Regions from separate parts of the Homo sapiens genome. Here region 2 is linked to region 1. A link is an interaction called in ENCODE POLR2A ChIA-PET data of the cell type or tissue named here. Cell type or tissue: IMR-90. All regions are shown on one strand.

Region 1 (2,500 bases):
AGGCTGAGGCAGAAGAATCGCTTGAGCTAGGGAGGCAGAGGTTGCAGTGAGCCGAGATCACGCCACTGCACTATAGCCTAGGTGACAGAGTGAGACTCTGTCTCAAAAAAACACAAAAGTTTCTCTTTTCAAAACATTTTACTTTAAAAGGAGCCAATTTAAAGAAAACTGTTAATAGTTCAGGTAACAGGCAGATACAGGAAAAGCTGCTGACAGTGTTGTATGAGGTTTGAGGATTTTGATCCAAGCTGGTCCCACTCAGTCCATAGCAGAGAATGAAAGGGCCCAGAGAGGGTGGTGACCTCTGCCTGAAGTCACACAGTGAGTCGAGGACAGGGAGGTGACCCCAGGTTTCTATGTGTAGGGCGGGAGGATGTTCTGGGACACAGTTCAATTCTCATTTGTCACACACTTTGGCTATTAGAGATCAACCCCTTCGCTCCTGTGTCTTGCAATGGCAGCCTTGGCAAACGCTAAATGAAAATCGTGACAACACTTGTGTTATGAAGCATTTACTTTGTGTTCACCTTGTACTACTCGAACTCATGTCTTAACTCACTTATCCCTCAAAAACAACTCTAGGAGGTAGGGCCAAGTAGGACCATCATCCCTGCATTTCACATGGAGCTCAGAGAGGTTAAGCAAGCCGTGCAAGGCCACACAGCTCATAAATGGCAGAGCCAGGATTTGAACCCCCGTGGCCTGACCCCAAAGCCGAAACCACTCGGCACTGCAGGTTCGTCCCTTTTCTCTGAGATGGGGGTATCCAATCTTTTGGCTTCCCTGGGCCACAGTGGAAGAACTGTCTGGGGCCACATATAAAATATACTAATGATAGCTCATGAGCTAAAAAATAAAACAAAATCACACACACACACACAAAAAAACACAAACCAAAAAAAAAATTCTTTTTTTTTTTTTTTTTTTGAGACAGGGTCTTGCTTTGTCACCCAGGCTGGAGGGCAGTGGCATGATCTTGGCTCACTGCAGTTCCAGGTTCAAGCAATTCTCATGCCTCAGCCTCCTGAGTAGCTGGGACTACAGGCGCATGTCACCATGCCTGGCTAATTGATGTATTTTTTAGTAGAGATGGGGTTTCACCATGTTGGCCAGGCTAAAATCTCATAACGTTTTAAGAAAGTTTATGAATCTGTGTTGGGCCACAGTCAAAGCCGTCCTGAGCTGTATGCAGCCTACAGGCCGCACCACGGATTGAACAAGTTTCTTCTAAGGCATCAAGAGCCCCAGGCTGAAAAGCACCCCAGAGCTGGAGCTTATAGAACCCAGGGCAGCAGGTTCTCCAACCTTCTGACATCATCAGAGCACAGCAGACAAGTTATCAGCCACTAGATTTTTTTCCCCCTTTCTGAAACTGTAACCTTTCATTCCAGCCATTCCCCAGAGCTGGACAGAGGACGTGGCTGGCTGGCTGGTTTCTGTAGTCAGAATGACAGTTGGGTGCTAGATCCCCTTCGTGAAGCAATGTCTTAGCTCAGTAACTCTGCAGAGAAGCTGCCTGGTTCAGGATGTGGCTTAAGTAAGAAGATGGCCCTGGCGTTTTACGCGCACTGGTGGGTGAGGCTCTGAAAGTGGTAGAAGGGAATTCTTTCCTAGAGTTCAGCTGCCCGCTGTCCTGCTCCTCAGGGCAAATGCTGTGAGATCTGCATTTAGCCTGTCTGTGCTGATTGTGGTTCTGCCCCTTCCTGGCTGTGTGACCTCAGACAAGTCACCCACCCTCTCTGGGCCAGTTTCCTCATCTGGAAAAGGGGACAGTGCCCACCACATTGGGCTGTTTGTGTCCATGGAGTGCCTGACAATACCCAGCACACACGAGACATCAGTACAGGGTGGTTCCTTCCCTCCTTAGCCCCACCTGTTCCCAGGTAGAAACCAATACCGGCAGGGAACCTTCTCAAGGCTAGGGGCCTTCTGAAAGCAGCAGCACTTTTCCTCCTTCAAAGACCTTGCCTTCTAGAAACCCATTGCTCATTCCTTTCTCCATGTACCAAAAAATCAATTAAAGTGGCTAAAGACAGACGTCACCCTCCCCTACTCACGCAGCCATTCTGATCCTCCACGCTGGTGACAGGCTATGTGGCAGGAGGGTCTCTACCTTATCTCAGAATGAAGGCATGGCTGGGGTCTGGCTGTCTCCTGGTGGCCGGAAGGAGACAGACGGCAAAGGAGAAGCTGCCTGTCTCTGCACAGGTCCATGTCCCTGAGGAAAGCCAACGTCACAGAGAAATGATGACCACTTTCTCAAACCTGGCTTCGGATTTGCACGTTGGCTGCCAAAGCTGATCAGCAGCGGGCTTTGTGAAGATGCCTGGTCTACCACGTGCCTCCAGCTGGTCACGCCCAAGACTCCCTGAGCCCTCTGGAAGGGCAGCACTTGCCCAGTGCCTCCCTCCAGGTCCTGCCACATCCAAGAACCACCTGGACTATTATTTACTTAGTATTTTAAACCAATGTACTTTTTAAACTCCAATTTTTTAATAAG
Region 2 (2,500 bases), 320 kb after region 1:
GGGAGGCTGAGGTGAGAGGATCACTTGAGCCCAGGAGTTGGAGACTGGCCTAGACAACATAGGGAGACCCCATCTTGGCAAAAATAAATTAGCCAGACATGGTGGTGCATGCCTGTAGTCCCAGCTACTCAGGAGGCTCAGGTGGGAGGATCGCTTGAGTCCAGCAGGTCAAGGCTACAGGAGCTGTGATCACACCACTCCACTCCAGCCTGGGTAACAGAGTGAGACCCTATCTCTTAAAAAAAAAAAAAAAAAAGAAAGAAAGAAAAAGAAAAAGAGGAGGAAAAGGATAATGCCTGTAACGTAGGAGGTGCTCAGTCAGTGTTTGCTATATTAACCTCAACTATCATTATTGGCACCGCATCATTCAGAGATGTATTTAGCGCCTACTGCATGCTAAGTTGTGCGCTAAGCACTTTCTACCTATTATGTCATAGAAGAGGCTCAGTTCGCCGCTTCCTGGGATAATGACAGTACCTACTCATAAGGTTGGGAGGATCAAGTAGGCTGAGGCCTAGGAATATGCATTTTCACCAGATTCCTCCCTTATCCCATCCCCTCTCCCACTATTTAAGCAACCCATCCTGCGCTGGGCACAGTGATTCCTGCCTGTAATCCCAACACTCTGGGAGGCTGAGGTGGGAGGATCGCTTGAACCCAGGAGTTTGAGACCAGCCTGGGCAACATAGCGAGGCCCCCTCTCTACCAAAAACAAGAAAATTAGATGGGTGTGGTGGCTCACACCTGTAGTCCCAGCTACTCAGTCCCTGCGCTGAGGCGGGAGGATTGCTTGAACCCAGGAGTTTGATTCTGCAGTGACCTGTGATCTCGCCACTGCATTCCAGCCTAGGTGACAGAGCAAGACTCTGTCTTAAAAAAAAAAAGAAGAAGAAACCTGTCTTGTTGTTTAGAGTGGGATGGATTTGGTCCAAGTCCTGGCCATCACTTACGAGCTGTGTGACCTTGAGTAGGTGGCTGCACTTGTCTGAGCCTCCATTTCCTCATCTGGAAAACGGGGGCCAGAGTTTTCAGCTCAAGGGTGGCTTGGAGGCTGGTCACAGGCTGTCCCCACACCCACACACAGTCCTTGTCATTCCAAAGAGTGCCTCCTTTCCCATGGTGCCCGCCCCACACTGCCCTGGCTCACCCGCTCAGTGGGGAGGACACCTCCACTGCACCTGGGCCCCCAACTCAGTCTCTTGCACACACAAACCCTCCTCTCACTTTTCATTCTTGTAAATTGACGTCAGCGCTGCTGAATCATGAAGCTGAGGTTTGAGAGAGAGACAGAATCTGCACCACCCGGGAAGCCACATGGCGCTGGTGCGCGCGCACACACACAAACACACACACACACACACACACACACACAGCCTTTTCCCCCTTCAGTGATGCCTGCACACACTTTGTCACACGGGACGTGGGGTGCAGCTCCCAGGGCTTTAGGTCACTGTACCTATGTTAGTATGGATTTAAGTGACTCATAAAGGGAGGAAGGGGCCAGCTCTGGGAAGTGTGATCAGAGGGGGCCTTTACTCTTAGCTGTTCTGCTTCAAGTTCTGCAAGGGGAATGGGTTTGGATACCCAACACTTGCGTAAGGAAAATACGATTTTCATACTTTTTTCAAAGGAGGAAAAAAAACTGTAACATATTGCAAGCTACCTGCTAGCTGACCCCTCTTTTGAGGAGGACCTGTTTTCCCATCTGTAAAACGGGGATGTTCACAGTCCCTACATCGGAAGGCTGGGTGTGAGTTCAATGTTTTACACAGGTGATGCGGGACCTGGGAGCAGTTCCTGCACAGACAATGCTACATAGAAATATGAGCAGCTGCTATTATTACTGCAGCGGTTAGGTCCTCCGGTTGCCTAGTGGTACCCAGCCTCTGAAAAAGTCCTGAGTGGGTTTGCAAAACCTGGCTCCACCCCTTGTTGTGGTCCTGCTTTGCCTCTTGGAGCCCGTTTTCCCATCTGTAAAATGGGGCCAGCACAGCCACTGAGTGGTCACTAAGGGTCTGTGAGTATACTAGTATTACAACCAGATCCCCAAGCATTGCCATCTTGGATTTCTGTTTCTCCAGACACTGCCCACAGCAGGCAACAGACAGGAAAGAACAAGGACAGGACTTAATTAATCCACAGCAGAGAAGAAAGGGCAGGGGTGTGGCAAAAAAAAAAAAAGAAAAGAAAAGAAAAGAAAAGAAAAGAAAAAGCAAGATTTTTGGAGATAGAGACAAGACATCACCTCCTTCCCTCCCACTTCACCTTATTAAGGGATGAAATTGCCAAAGCTCTCTGAGATCCTAAATCTCTTCTGGCCATCCTTAAAGTCCTGGAGCCTACTTAATCCCCAAGACAGGCCTGGGCTGCTCTGACTCTCTGACCATCAAGTTAATTTTATGTTGTACTTTCAAGTCTGAAAAGTATTATTAAGCATTAGAACACTATTATATGTGTCTCCAAGGCTGAAGAGGGCCACTCTATCTTCTAAAGATGAAGT

Evidence for each region. Peaks named below come from ENCODE experiments on the same cell type or tissue, not always from the same donor. Only the 100,000 strongest peaks of a DNase experiment are listed, where the experiment ranks them.
Region 2: POLR2A ChIA-PET joins it to region 1 with 10 read pairs; 21 of 35 experiments call an interaction of 5 or more read pairs at or near these places.

Annotation. Positions count from the first base shown.
Region 1 is chr16:10,931,787-10,934,286 of GRCh38, forward strand. It overlaps CIITA (class II major histocompatibility complex transactivator), which reads left to right. Exons shown (of 20, transcript NM_000246.4): 20 at 1-2,500. The region is part of intron 1 of DEXI (Dexi homolog); the gene reads right to left. Among named protein-coding and RNA genes, the nearest start is that of DEXI, 9.4 kb to the right of the region's middle. In IMR-90, no CTCF peak of the experiment used is centred here; no DNase peak of the experiment used is centred here.
Region 2 is chr16:11,250,922-11,253,421 of GRCh38, forward strand. All of the region lies in intron 1 of LOC105371082 (a long non-coding RNA gene), which reads left to right. Among named protein-coding and RNA genes, the nearest start is that of SOCS1, 4.0 kb to the right of the region's middle. RefSeq lists an enhancer at 683-762. In IMR-90, no CTCF peak of the experiment used is centred here; DNase peaks (open chromatin) are centred at 440, 960 and 1,270; H3K4me3 peaks cover 478 bases; H3K27ac peaks cover 1,602 bases.